Regions from separate parts of the Mus musculus genome. Here region 2 is linked to region 1. Evidence: chromatin loops called from intact Hi-C (ENCODE). Cell type or tissue: left cerebral cortex. All regions are shown on one strand. Links, peaks and the distances in the headings refer to the core of each region. The heading gives the core; the rest is flanking DNA.

Evidence for each region. Peaks named below come from ENCODE experiments on the same cell type or tissue, not always from the same donor. Only the 100,000 strongest peaks of a DNase experiment are listed, where the experiment ranks them.
Region 2: a loop joins it to region 1, with 4 times the contacts of the local background. A loop is called at or near these places in 3 of 42 quality-filtered maps.

Annotation. Positions count from the first base shown.
Region 1 is chr7:46,178,526-46,186,074 of GRCm38, reverse strand. Abcc8 (ATP-binding cassette, sub-family C (CFTR/MRP), member 8) reads left to right here and starts at 6,042. Exons shown (of 39, transcript NM_011510.3): 1 at 6,042-6,273; 2 at 7,492-7,549. The coding sequence starts at 6,126. In left cerebral cortex, for the core only: a CTCF peak has its summit at 4,254 (motif pointing right); DNase peaks (open chromatin) are centred at 4,260 and 5,929; H3K4me3 peaks cover 658 bases; H3K27ac peaks cover 661 bases.
Region 2 is chr7:46,128,609-46,136,157 of GRCm38, reverse strand. It overlaps Abcc8 (ATP-binding cassette, sub-family C (CFTR/MRP), member 8), which reads left to right. Exons shown (of 39, transcript NM_011510.3): 16 at 572-677. Among named protein-coding and RNA genes, the nearest start is that of Gm51481, 28 kb to the right of the region's middle. In left cerebral cortex, for the core only: no CTCF peak of the experiment used is centred there; DNase peaks (open chromatin) are centred at 3,514, 4,182 and 4,748; H3K27ac peaks cover 2,348 bases.

The sequences.
Region 1 (7,549 bases), core at 2,318-6,317:
CTCCCCAGCACCCTAATCCCCATCCCTCCAGAAGCTGGTCTCTGCAACAAGAGACAATTTTGGTGTGGTTTTTCAAGCTCCCAAGGAAAGGGCAACATTTCTTTCGAAACCACTGGGGTCGCTCTTTACCTTAATGTTAAATATATTCACCCATTTAAATTTTTAATGTACACATTACAGCTAAAAATAGATTTGGCTATAGGTCATAAGGGAGCATTTCAGCAATACGGTTATAGAGCAGATATATGTTAGCTCATGGCTGTGAGTCTGCCTCAAGGTGTACGTCCACTTGAGTGGAGGAGTCTTTGGTGAAGGGGCTTCCTCCAACACAGCATCTCAGTCATGGGGCTGCCCAGCCTCAATACTGCCATACCCACACTGTTATCAGGGCACAAGCATCTGAGTCCATTCTTGCCCCTAGGACAGAGGTACCATGAAGTGGCCCGGAATAACAGACTTAATTCTTGTTGTTCTGGTGACTACAAAGTCCAAGGCTAGTGTGATGGTTTGTATATGCTCAGCCCAGGTTGTGGCACTGTTGGGAGGTGTGGTCTTGTGAGTGTGGGCTTTAAAACCCTTGTGCTAGCCACCTGGGAGCCAGTATTCTGCTAGCGGCCTTCAGATGAAGCTGTAGAACTCTCAGCTCCCCTGCACCATGCCTGCCTGTGTGCTGCCATGCTCCTGCCTTGATGATAATGGACTGAACCTCTGAACCCATAAGCCAGCCCCAATTAAATGTTGTCCTTATAAGAGTTGCCTTGGTTGTGGTGTCTGTTCACATCAGTAAAACCCTAACTAAGACAGCCAGGAAGAGATTCTATGCCTATTTTAAATCCGCTTCCTCAGACAGCTGCCTTCCTCTGTAACCCACATCGGGAGAAAGTCAATGAACGTTCTGGAACCTTGAGAGTTCAAGCATGAGGTGCCTGCCCCGCTGCTGTCATGGCTTCTGATTTATGAGCCATATGAGAGAGATGATTCCTCCTGTTTATAGCTGAAGCTTGAAGAGGTTGATGTGCCCATGATCCCATAGCTGGCCAGATACCCTGCTTCCATAGTACAGACTTCCATAGTATTGGAGCCCAGGAAGGCCCAGGAAACCAGAGCTAAGGTAACCTCTGGCAGAGATGTCCTATCTTGGGACAGTGAAATATGAATTGTCACCTATAGATGTGTTGGGCTTCATTCATGGCCATCTTGGCTTTCACATGGCCACCAAGCCACAGGTCAGGCACACTTGCTAGGAAGAAGGAAAGAGATGGAAGAAGGCAGGTCACTGGTCTCAGCCCATCTCTGGACCAGTCCTCCAGGCTGACAGCTGAGTCTGTGGTAGGGCTCAGAGGGGGACGTCCTCTTCAGCTTCACCAGTCGGCACCTTCTGGGATCTCATATCACTGAACTAGCCTGGGAATTAGATTCTAGAAGAAACAAGAATCTGAACCTTAAGCATCCTCAAGCTGGTAGGGAACCAGGATGAAGGGTTATTTGGGCCCATGGTTTAAGGAGCTACAGTGTTTCATAGCAAGGGCCTTGGAGGTAAGGACATGAGGTGGCTGGTCATGTTGTATCTGCAGTGTGGAAATAGAAGGACAGGAAGTAAGGCTAAGTCTCTGCTCTCCAGCAACTCTTCAGCAACCCACTTCCTCCAGCTAGGTGCCACTTCCCCAAAGTTCTATAACTTCCCAAAATACAGGGAACCAATGGTTAAACCATGTGAGCCTGTGGGGGCATTTTCCATTCAAAGCACACCACAGAGTGTGCACAGGAATTGCCCTTCTTGGTTGGGTGACTGTAGAGAGATTGCCTCTTCAATGGAAACACAGTGATACTGGGTGTGGTGACATTTGCCTGTAATCCTAGCTCCAGGCACACAAAGGTAGGAAGATTAGGAGTTCAAGGCCAGCCTTCGTCAAGTGTGGTGGTTTGAATGAGACTGGCCCAAATAGGCTCATAGTCTTGAATGACTGGACACAAGGGAGTAGAGCTATTGGAAAGGATTAGGGGGTGTGGCCTTGTTAGAGGAAGTGTGTGGACTTTGAGGTTTCGAAAGACCTATTCCAAGCCCAGAGTCTCTCTCTTCTTGCTGCCTGCAGACTCAGATATAGAACTTTCAGCTACTTCTTCAGCCTGCATGTCACCATACTTCCTGCCTTGATGATAATAGACTGAACCTCTGAACTGTTAAGCCAGCCCCAATTAAATGTTTTTCTTTATAAGAGTTGCCAAGGTCATGGTGTCTCTTCACAGCAATAAACCACTGACTAAGACAGCAAGTTTGAGGCTATCCTGGACTACACAAGACCCTGTCTCAAACAAGCAACCAAACACCCTTAACTGGCAAGAGCAATATTTAATTTGTATATATAAGAAGCTCTTATCGAAAAAAGCCAACAGAAAAAAATGTTAGCCTTGGTTGTTGTCAGGAGTTCCCTCCCCACTTCTCCCATTACATGGTGTCAAGACACTAAGGCAGGCTGACTCACCAACCGTCCATTCATGTACAATTGAGGATCTCGTGCGTCCATCAGTCTGTGGCTCTTCCCTGAGGTGAAGGAATCTGGCATGATCTATATGGGTTATCTAGTATAATCTACCTACACCATCATTGGCAGCTAGGTCCCCAGCCACTTCTCCATTAAGCAGATAGCTAGGCATCAACTGTAGAACTTTCTCTTCTCTCCTGACATAGGGAGAGTGGGGCTGAGAGGGGAGATGCTGTTGCTCCCAGAGTCGCAGACAGAATGTCTCTACCCAGTCCTCTCATCTATTCCCAGTTCCCCTGAGGAACCACAGAAGCACTGTCTGTCTGTCTGCTTCCCACCTAGACCCAGCTTCACAGTCATGGGGGTAAAAGGAGCAGGAGGAAACGTCTTTCTCCACTGGTACCGATAGCCCCACGTTGTTCTCCATCCTTCTGCCGCGATGTTCTACAGCATAAGAGTGACCATTCAACACCATCTGCTTGCCAGGATTTAGAATCCCCTGGGCACACTTATGAAGGAGGTTTGAGAATCGGCTGACATGAAATGTGAAGACGCCTCTTGAGCGTGGGTGGCACCATCTCATGGGCTAGGAGTCTGGACCAAATGAGTGATAAAGAGAACGATGAGCACCAGCATCCTTCTCCCTCTGCTTCCTGACTGCAGAAGCAACTGGACAGCCACCTTGTGTTCCTACTGCCACACTCCCCTGCCATGAGCCACCGTGCCCTCAAGCCACAAGTAACTGTAACACGATGGCTACACACTGAATTTTGCTTTTGATTTCAACCAGCTCATTGGTTGGGATTGTTGGAAAGGTTCAATTCCTGAATTGCCACCTATTCCCTTGCTGGCATTACACAAGTTACCCAGTTAGCCACACAAAGGCCTGAGCAACATCGACCCCAGGAGAGCCACTCCCACCGTGCCTGCCAGCGAGTGAGAATCCAGACTCTTAAATCCAGGTCTGTTCTTGTTCTGCCACTAGATGGTTGAGAATTCTTCAAGTGGGGTACCTTTGCTTAAAGCACTCTCCCAGTGCTTACAGACGTGGCAGGGTCTCCGGGGCTAGCAAACCCAGAGGCCCGCCCCTCACTGTATGGAGACACACGCAAGTCCATTTCATCCATAAAGGATGCCATGAAGCATGCGCTCCTCCAGGCCTGTGTCCGTGTTCTCTGCACCCACCCCACTGAAGCCCAGGAAGGACTACACCATGCAGGTTGCTTGTTTTCAGTGACCCTGCACTGATGGGCATTTGAGGTGCTTCTAGGGCCCAGCTACAAAGCAGTTCTATCACACATCCTTGGCAGCTACAGAGAGCCTTCTTGGGCAGCTGGCACCATGCGTTCCAAGAGAACTCTCAAATCCTTGTGTCAGGCAGTGGGCTGTGTGGTCTGTGTAGACTGCTGGCAGCCACAGTGTCCCTGAGGTAAACGGGTCCTCAAGACTGCAGGCTAAACATGCTCCCGCCACTTGCAGCTCTCCTCACTAGAATGTTACAATGGACCACACCTTTTGTTTGCTGTAAGGACCCAGGAGAGGCAAGTGTAGGGTAGTTGTAGACACTGAATGGGCATAGAGAACCTGCCTCACCTGCACGCTAAGCCCCTTTGATCCTGTGATCTCATCCCAGCTCATATGACTTCCTCTCCCCACCCATTTAGAAATGAGAAAAATGAAGCTCAGAAAGGTGACTGGCCACATAAGAAGTTATGTAGGAATCTGGCCATATGCTATCTCACGATGGGGATGTGCTCTGAGAACTATCACTAGGTGGCACCACTGAGCACACAGCAGCAGAGCCTCTGGTCACTGTACTGAGATACCTATGACAGCAGAAGGCAGTCTAGTCTAGTATGTCCCCTCCCCACAAAGCCCTCGGTATGAATGCAGTCCTCAGTTGCCTGAAAGGTTGTGCATCCATGACAACGTGGCTGAGCATGTAACTGCACAAAGAATAATGCAGAAATGTAGAGAAAAACCTAAAATAAAAGAAAACTCCAGCCTAGGGCAGGAAGGTTGAATTTGAGGCTAATGTGGGCCACACAGTGAATTCAGGGCTACATAGCAAGATTCCATCAATGAGGAGCAGGAGAAAAAGGAGGGAGAGGAGGAGGAGGAGGAGGAGGAGGAGGAGGAGGAGGAGGAGGAAGATGATAATTATGATGATATAAGAAAAAAGGAATGCTAGAGTCCACAGCAGTGGGAGTGGATACATGCATGTGCTTATAGTATCACATCCACAGGCAAAACCAGAAAGGATAAGCTTGGTCTCTGATCCTCCCTTGCTTGCTCTCTGGTCCTCCCTTGCTTGCTCTCTGGTCCTCCCTTGCTTGCTCTCTGACCCTCCCTTGCTTGCTCTCTGATCCTCCCTTGCTTGCTCTCTGATCCTCCCTTGCTTGCTCTCTGATCCTCCCTTGCTTGCTCTCTGGTCCTCCCTTGCTTGCTCTCTGGTCCTCCCTTGCTTGCTCTGTAGTCCTCCCTTGCTTGCTCCCTGGTCCTCCCTTGCTTGCTTCCTGGTCCTCCCTTGCTTGCTCCCTGGTCCTCCCTTGCTTGCTCTCTGGTTCTCCCTTACTTGCTCTCTGGTCCTTGCTTGCTCTCCTACTGCTCACCTAGCTCTCTCCACTCTTACACAGTCCAGGGCCCTGTTCATGAAATAGTGTTGCCCACAGTGGGCTGGGTCCTCCCACAGTAATTAATAATCAAGACAGTTAGCCACAGACATACCCACGGGCCAGCCTGATTTAGGCAATTCCTCAACTGAGGCTCTTAATTGATTCTAGGTTGTGGCAAGTGGACAATTAAAAACTATCAGGCACTGGGGAGAAGTCCCCGTGGTTAAGAGTATTCCCATGGGCTCTCTTGAGGAGACCAAGTTCTGTTCCCAGTAACGCCCATGCCAGGCAGCTCTCAACCAATAATTCCAGCTCCAGGGGATCCAAGTTCCTCTTCTGGCCTCTATTGGTACCTACACACACACACACACACACACACACACACACACAGAGAGAGAGAGAGAGAGAGAGAGAGAGAGAGAGAGAGAGAGAGAGAAAACCAATCTTTAAACAAACAAACAAAAACAAAACAAAAACCCTAATCACCACAAGGGAAGAGAGCTAGATTCAGGCCAGGTTCCCACTGGCTAGCAAGGACACCTTGAATCTTTTAGGGGAAAGATCGGGACAGGCTGTGAGGTCACTCTGCGACCCCGCGCCAGAGACACTTGAAAATTCCCACGCACCCTCCTAAGTTCAAGTTCTTTAGTTTCTTTGGACCGAATCGGGTACGGGCTTGTGCCACTCTGTTCCTATGGGGACCCCTCTGATCTACATCCAGCTGAGCCTAGTTCCAGAGAATCAACATTCGGGAATCCCAAATCCACGCACTCCGGGCTCACCCGGATCATCTTGGTTACTACTCCCACTCAGACACCGCCTCGCCTGCGCACCCAGCGCACGTGCGCATTGGGTGAGACCCCACCCTCGCCCCACAAGAGCAGCTGGAAGGGCGGGGCCCAGCGGCAGGTGGGGGCGGGGCGGGCCGGGGCGGGGCGGGGCGGGCCGTGCGGGAGCCCAGGGTGCTGCGAGGAACAGAGGCGCGGGAGGCGCGCGGAGCCAGAGCAGAGCCCGTGCGCGCGCCACCATGCCCTTGGCCTTCTGCGGCACCGAGAACCACTCGGCCGCCTACCGGGTGGACCAAGGTGTCCTCAACAACGGCTGCTTCGTGGACGCGCTCAACGTAGTGCCACATGTCTTCCTGCTCTTCATCACATTCCCCATCCTCTTCATCGGTGAGCGCGCGCCCAGCGACGGAGGGCGGGAGGACGGGTGGGGGAAGGACGAGTGGCCGGGGTGGGGGTGGCGCGCGGCCCCGGCAGTCCCGCACCACCGGCTTGCTGGTCTTCCTGGGTCCCCTGCTGTGCGTCTCTTTTTTTTTCCCCTCGCACCCTCCCCTATCCTTGAACTCGCGCCAGACACGATGGGCGCTAGCGACCTTAGGGATCCCCAAGTTTTGCTACCGCAGAGCCTGACTCGGGATGGGGCTCTGCACGCGAGGGAATCGGCCTCACCCTGAGTGACGCTGCGGCGGGAGCCAGGCCATCCTTTCCCCCCGGCCGTGCTGTCACAGACTCGGGAGGGAGCTCAGACTCCAGCCAGGGAGGTTGGTGGTGGAGGTCAGCGAGCTGTTCCGGTGGCCCAACTTCCCGACTTTGGGCAGAGCATTTCCCAGGCCCGGGGTCCGTTCCACGTTGCAAAGAGATAGAGTTTGGGTGCCGGTATCCCGCCACCCCCAAAGGCAGTTCTTCTCTTGTAACTTCTTCAGGACAGTGTGAGTCAACTCAGATCAGATTTAGGAACCCCCTTCGACTCCCAGCGCGCTTGCCTGAAAGTGGTCTACAAAGTTGGGCGCCCAGTCTGGTCCCTTCCTCTCCACATCCTTGAATCTCTCAGGCCAATCAGCTCTGTTCAAAGAGTGTTGACTGTTCATTTACATTAATTAAGAGAAATAGCAAATCTTTAAAACTCTTTAGGGTAGAAGGCCGAGGTGGCCATTGAACTAAATTAGTAAAAAGTTGCTGAGCCGGGCTATCCTGGAAATCTCGGTTCTTGGGAGGTGGGGGCAGGAGGATCAGGGAGTTTAAGGTCATCTTCAGTTACATAGGAAGTTCAAGGCTCGTGTGGGCAACATAAGACCCCGTCTCAAAAATAAATAAATAAATAAATAAATAAATAAATAAAGAGCTGCTGCAGAAGGAAGCTGCTAGTTACTGACAGAGGTAAATGATGTGCATGCCCATATGTCTAGCAGAAACGAAACAGAATGGGTAGACAGTCACACAAGAGGTCAGTGTGGTGGTCCCTGCTTAGGACCGGCCTGCAGGCTCAGGCTTTGTGCCTGGATATCCAGTTCATATGCTCATCCCTGGGGAAGGAGGATTTGCATGGTCTCCTTATCACCATGCTGGGCCTCCAGGTGGGCGTCCTGCCTTCTGCGTCTCTCCCCACAGGATGGGGCAGCCAGAGCTCCAAGGTACACATTCACCATAGCACCTGGCTCCATTTCCC
Region 2 (7,549 bases), core at 2,404-6,403, 50 kb after region 1:
GGCTCACCCCACCCTTCCAGATGTGCCCTCGTGTCCCAAAAGAGAGGAAAAGCCAAATCAATGTTTGCTGAGCACCTGCTCTCTGTTGCCTAGCTGGGTATTCTGAGGTCTGAATTCTAAACAGAAACCGGCTACAGCCAAGATGAGGTCACCTTGATGTCAAACCTTCTGTTGCCAGTGACATCTTAACAGGTGTCAGTCAGACTTGAGTGTTCTGGGAGGATTATGGAAATGGAGAGTCTGAACACAGCCGTGTTCTGGTCAGGCCGGTGGCAGAGGGTCATAGGTGGGAGCTATGCTGGAACTGTGGGAGGACTATAAGGAGTACCAGGAGGAGCACTGGGGTGAAGCAGAGGATGTCGGGAGTGGAGGACGGACCTGGGAAGCCAGAGAACACTGTCAATTCCAGAAGGAAAAACTCTGGAATATGGAGCTTCCCAGGGTTTCCAGGTGGGGAGGAGGGTGGGGAGGAGAGTCAGAGCTAAGTGTACATGTCCATCTAGTCTTCTGGGTGAGAGTTGTTCAGACTCCATCCAGCTTCCATTCCATCTACTGCTCTCCATTGCTGTAGGCCAGCTGACCATGATTGTGGGGCAGGTGGGCTGCGGCAAGTCCTCGCTCCTTCTGGCCACCCTGGGGGAGATGCAGAGGGTCTCCGGGGCCGTCTTCTGGAACAGGTAACATCTGCTTCTCTCCCTCCAACCACGCCTCTCTGTGGAGGGTGTACCACTCATTTACTGACCGTCTAAGTGCCTTGAGCAGACACTCAGTAAATGCTATTGACTTTCTTATCGTATCATCATCCGTGTCCATTTAACCCTTGCTGTGTGATGCGTCCGGTCCTTTGCACAATTCCATGCATGAATGAATACCAGCAGAGCATTACTACCAATTCTCTTCCTATAGATGCGAGCTATATTTGCCCTAATTCACACAACTAGCAAGAGGCAGAGCAGAGATTCGAACTTAGTTCTTCTCACTCTTTTGTTTTCTTTTTTAATATTTTTATTAGGTATTTTCCTCATTTACATTTCCAATGCTATCCCAAAAGTCCCCCATACACCCCCCCCATTCCCCTACCACCCACTCCTACTGTTTGGCCCTGGCGTTCCCCTGTATCTCATATTTCCTGGGCTATATTTCCTCCTAATCAACATTGGTTTCAGGTTTTTCTTCAGCAAAGCAGACTGGAACCATTCAGTGTGTGTGTGTGTGTGTGTGTGTGTGTGTGTGTAGGGCCCAGAAGTAACCCAGGCAAACACTGCTTTCCAAAGAGATCACTCTCTTAATTAAAGAGCCAGAACCTTAGGCTGAGTCTGTCATGGATCTATTATTTATGCCCACCTACTTCTAAAGGGCGGTGAAATTAGCTGCTGAGAGATGAATAGCAAATGGAATCTTTAAAAGGCAGGAGAGGGAACCCTGAGAAATAAAGAGGGTGGAGAGGAGTGCAGAACCTGCACTCAGCCGCAGCCACGCCCACAAAGCCTGGCTCTGCTCTGCCATCGAGGAGGGAAAGAGGTGCTCTAGCCCCCCAGCTGGAATTCACAGCGCTTAGTCAGGATGGTGGGGGAGGGGTGCAGCCAGTTCAACAGGGGGGCAGCTTGCCCTACAGGTTTGTCTTTCTCTCTCTCTCTCTCTCTCTCTCTCTCTCTCTCTCTCTCTTTAAGGAAATTAGTTTTCTCTTTTTTACGGAAATGACGGTGACAGGTTTTGATAAACCCGAGCAGAGAGAATTGCACGGTATCTTTTTTCCAAACTGCCCCCGAATGGTATTTTCCAGCAGTAACAAGTCTCCCTCCCTGCTGTGGCCATGGGCTAGCAGGTGAGCCCTTTGGGTTCCCTGATAGGTCCTGTGGTGTGGGAGCAGAATGGCCCTGCCTGCAGCAAGGTTCCCCAGCAGTTCTCTGGGGAGGACCTAGAACTGGTTTGAGCTCAGGCCACGGCTAGCTTTGATAACAGCTCCCTGGGGCTCTGGTGAAGCCCGTCATTTAGCCATGTGTCTGGGACAATTCAGAAGCCTCCGTGAACTGTGAGCTGAAGAAAGCAGCCAGTGCTTATCCGGTCCCTTAGCAAGGGTGACCTCACCAAAGCCAGCCACTTCGTGGCAGCAGCGTCACTTTCTGTCAGTGTTGGAGCAGGACACTAGAGTTGGCCACCTCCCTGGGTCCTATTCCTAGAATATTAGTCTCTATACTCCATGTTGAAGGCAATCTGGGTTCAGTTTCTCACCAGGGTAAACCTTTTCTAGAAGAGATTACAGAGTTCAAGCCCGGAGCTGCCCCTCCCTCTCTTCACCTTCTCGATATCCCACCCCCACATTATCACACTAGCTCCTCTGACCACCAGAGGTAGCAGATGACATGAGATACCAGTGATTCAGCTGGTGGCCTCTCCTTCAGGATGCTTCAGTGCTGGGGTCTAGCTGTTGCCTCTCTCCCTTTAGAAAACCTGCCCCAGCCAAGGGCATGCAAAGGGCCGTTCCATGGTGGCTAAAGCTGGGTGCCTTTCACATGCCAGGCGCTGTCCAGGACGCTTCAGTGTCTCCGTTTGTCCCCTCACCCTGTTCTCCCCACTCAACAGACGAGAAACCGAAGTGAAGCAGGTTACACCGTTCTTATCCTGGCATAAGTAGAATTTGCAGCCAAGTGGGCACCTGTGAGCTAAAGGGACCTGAGAGCTTCTGGAAGAAATAACTTCTCACCCGATGACCCAAAAGTTAGCAGCCTCTTTGCTATGTCACAGGTACATACACACACACACACACACACACACACACACACACACACACACACCCTTCACAGAGCCACTACATGAATCCTCAGGTTTTGCGCTCATCAAAACCCACCTTTCTCAATGGGCCTGTTTGAAGCCAGGAGGAAGGCTGAGGCACCAAGATTCTTGTTCCTCAGAATCCATCTTGCTCTCCTCCATGGGCTAGCTCCCCCTAGGCATACCAGGTTAACCTGTAGCCATCCCTAGACTGTGAGTGCACATGCCTGGCTCAATCTTGGCTTCTCCATACCAATACATTAATTCCACCAAGATATATTGATTGACCCCATCTGTGACGCCAGACCCTGTGCCCAGTCACAGAATGCAATGATAGTTAAGACTTGGCTCCTTACTGGGCATGGTGGTGGCACATGCCTTTAGTGCCAGCACTCAGAGGCAGAGACAGGCAGAGCTCTGTGATCTCGAGGCCAGCCTGGTTTACAGATCAGGTCTCCGGGCAGCCAAGCCTGTCTCAAAAGCAAAAAGGGAGGGCAGGAAAATCAGTAGCACCAGAGCACCGGACAAGGAGGAGCTCTGTGGTCCGGGGCTGGGTGTGGGGGGACTCTGAGAAGCTCCTTGCAGGTGGGTGTGAGCTCCTCTAATGGAAAAGGAGGGAGTGGAAGAGGAAGGTACCCAGATGACGTCACTGTCTAGGCAAAGGCTTGCTGATGTCAACGAGCATGGCTCCGGGTGCCTGAAGTACTACTGAGTGTGTGGGATTCAGTGGCGAGAGGCAGATGAAGGGAGCGTGCCATGATTAAACGTAGCAGCATGAGAAAGACCGTGAAGCTGAAAGGCTGTAGAACGGCCTGCTTCTGATAAAGGACGATGGAGTAGGGGACGGGACCAGGGGAGAGGTCAGTTGACTCTGAGAGAGTCTAAACTGATGTGGCTGAGTTGGTTCCATTTGTCCTGAAAAGCCCTAGGTAGCCCTGTCTCCATCTGGACACCTATCTCGAGGCAACGAGCTAAGAATGGGAGCTAAGAACGTTAAATGCTTCTCGCTCCTGGGAGGAACCCCGAACCCAAGACATTGGCCCTCGGGTCTTCTGAGAGATGGTGCCCTTGCAAAGTGAGCCAAGAACAAAATAGCCTTTAACCTGGAGACCCCTCCTGGTAGCGCCTACAGCAAGCCTACAGCCAGAGGCCAGGGTCTCCTTACCAAAGCCAAACCCTGGTGGCCAGGAGACCAGAAAGAGTTCCAGGGGTGTGCAGGGCCGGAAACTGGGAGATTAGGGAGGTACGGCATCGAGATTGCTCTGGGGAAATGGAGCTTGTTGGTACAACTGCTCATTTATTCCTGCAAGGACCAAATGAGCTAAGTACGGCTGAGCAGGCAGGAGCAGATGCTCTGGGGCAAGCTGCCTGAGATGAGATTTGATCTGTGTGTTTTGGAAAATTCCATAAGCATCCTGTACCAGTTTCCCCTTTTAACCCGCGGGGGCGACGAGAGGATTAACCTAGCATGTAGCAGGAGCCCTAGGAATATTATGATAAAGGTTATTATTCTGCTATGGCCCTCCTTGCCAAGAACAAAATTCCCATACTGTACTTCTAGCCTCTCTCCCAGGAGAGACCACAGTCAGCTCCCCGGAGACAAGAACCACGTTTTATTTTTCTCTCTGAATCCATAGTCACTTTAGCAAATGAATTCATTTACAAATGAATGAACCAGGGACAGCTAGGGACTGTATTAATGTGTGTCTCTCCCATAAGCCTTTGCCCAAGTTGCTCCCTAACCCAGGCTTCTGCACCCACTCTGGGGAGGAGCCAGCCCTGAGACTGCAACCCCACATTGTGCTTTGATCGGTCCGTTAAGGCTCCAGGCTATTCACTAAAAGCCTTTCTGCTTAAGTAAGGGGAGGGAGGTCTGGCCCTTGCCCCCAGGATACTCCAGGCAGATAGGGCTATGTAGAAGGAGACCCAGGATGGAGAGTTGACCTGAGCAGATGCTGGTTCTGAATCTCAGAACCACGTGACTCCCACATGCTCCCTTTCATGAGTCACCAGCCTCTCCCTGGCTTCCTGACTCAGTTAACTGTCAGCCTGGGAGTTTCCAAACTCCCTGTGTAATCTCTAAGAAGAAAACATGTTAATAAAAGTCAATATTAGCAGACACGCTCAGGTACATTTCGTTTCCTGGGAAGTGAAAAATAAGGCTGTCAGTCCTTCTAATGTCCCCAAAAGCCATCAGGAAGTAGGTCTCAAGAAAGCACAGGGTGGGGAAAAGGTGACAACGTACAAATCTGGTTTTCCCAGGACTCCCTGATACCTTCTCTCTACCACCTCTTAAAGCACCTGCATGTGACCTGTCAGTGTGTCTGTCTATGCCCAATAATACCCCCACTTGCTGTGGGACTTTCCCAGAGCCTGCCTGTTGGTTTGTGGTGTTTGGCTCCAAGTTGCCTGACTCCCACCCTTAGATGTACCCAAGCGTGCTGAGGAGAGACTGGGGACTCGGGTGCCTCCTGAAGGCGACAAGTGGACAAGAGACTCGGGTAGGACCAGCTAGGCGTGGGAACCAGGTGGCCTGCTTAGTTCTGACTGTGCCACTTCCTTGCTCCACGACCTCAGGCAGGCGACATCACCTTCCTGGAACTTACTTTCTTCCTTTTAAGCAATGAAAAATACCCTGCCCTTTCTTTGCATCTCAGAGATCTAGCCTTGGCAGCCACTGCACAGGGGGCTATGAGTGGGAAAAAAATACTTCGGGACACTCACAGGCCTGAAGGAGGGAAGAACAGTGGACTGTACGGGCCCTGTCCTACCTTGTCCTACCTGAGGTTTTTTTTTTTCTTTTCTTTTCTTTTTTTTAACATAATGTATATTTATTTAACATTTAATACACAGTATACAGAATATGCAGCCCATACATTCTGCTCGGTCTGTCCCATTAAGAAGGCACCCCTTGGTTCTTTGTTGCTGTTCTTTCTTTTCTTTTCTTTTCTTTTCTTTTCTCTTCTCTTCTCTTCTCTTCTCTTCTCTTCTCTTCTTCTTTCTTTCTTTCTTTCTTTCTTTCTTTCTTTCTTATCAAACAGGGTCTATCCACATAGCCTTGATCCTCCTAAATCTTATATAGGTCAAACTGACCTGCACATTACAGAGAACTCCATGACTTTCTCTCCTGAGTGCTTAGATTAAGGTGTCTACCCGAGGTTCTTCATCTCCCGTTTTAATTCATCGCCAGGATCTTGAATGAATGCTGGGGGCCGTGAGTTACTCTGCACTGTTGTGATCAGAACACCTGAGGAACTCATTTAAGGGAGGAAAACAAATTAGGCTCAAGATCCCTTTGGATCTCTGTGAGCTTGAGGCCAGCCTGGTGTATACAGTGAGTTCCAGGTCAGCCTGAGCCACATGAGTGAGACTCTGCCCTTAAAACAGGCAAACAAAATCCATAGCCTTTGGCCCAGTTGATTGGGTGGGGCGTATGTTGTGGCAGCCGGGAAGGATGATAGACAGCTTCATGGTTCATGGGAAGCAGAGGGACAGAGGGTGTAAAAAAGACAGGGAAAAGATAGCCACAAGGTCTCACCCTAGTGACCCACTTCCTCCAGCTAGGTCCCACTTACAGCTAGGTTCTTCCCAACCTCTACAACCTCCCTAAATAGTACTGCCAAATGGAGACCCAGTGTTCAGTACAGGAGCCTGTGGGAACACTTTATATTCAGAGCACAGTGCGCACTGAGGCACTCGGTTCTCCCTCTGCCTGCACTGTGTCAGACAAGCACAGGGCAGAAGGGCAACCCCCCTGCCAAGCCCCTCACTGCCCACCCACACACTCTTCACTCCTCGCCGAGCTATGTGCTGTGCTGCTAAAGCTAGCTTGCTCTCTCTCTCTCTCTCTCTCTCTCTCTCTCTCTCTCTCTCTCTCTCTCTCTCTTACACACACACACACACACACACACACACACACACACACACACCACAGTGGTAAGGAAATAGGGACTCCTCATTAGCCTCCTCTAGACTTCCTAGGTAACTGCACACATGCACATACCCACACAGACACACAAATACACATCATTAAAAATAAAATTCAAATGCACCACAAGCTAGGGAAGCTACACAAGTATGAAGAAGATAAAATACATGTACTATCTCACCTTCTTGTGCTTCCTGTCTTTTTCATTTCATCCAGTTGTGTATCATCTTCCTCAAAATTCTCTAACACTTTGGTTCCTCCTACTTTTTTCTGGGCTCCTGTAGTTCTCTTTCTTCTGTCTGTCTGCTTTCACCCATCAGACTATGGCCCCTGCAGGGCAGGCTTTGTGCCATGGTGTAGCTTGGCACACAATGTGCGGGCCAGGAGAACAGAGGTACCCTAGAGAGATTCAGTCAGCAACTGCTTGCTTGCTGTGCCGTGCTGTGTAAAAGGCTGCATGCTCTATGTAATCCAGAACTTGGGTTCCCAGAGTCTGCGGGACAGTGAACTCCAGTTTCTGGGAGTTCCTGTCTCAAGAAAACAAAGTGGAGAGCAACTGAGGAAGTCACTCGATGAGGACCTCTGCCTTGAACTGCTTACCCACATGAACAAGTACATACAAAATATACACAGATGTGTGCTCGCATGCATGCGCGCGCACACATGCACACACTCCAGCAGTCAGTGAGAGAACATGCTTGCCAAATGTACTAGTCTTTACTTTTTAGCTTAAAATATATACACAAAGCTTTGGTAAGGCTCCTGCTAGAAGTTTAGGGATACAATAGAAAGAGGAAGGAAGTGATCCCAGGTTAGCATCCCAACTTCTTCCCCTCTTTCTGACTCTGT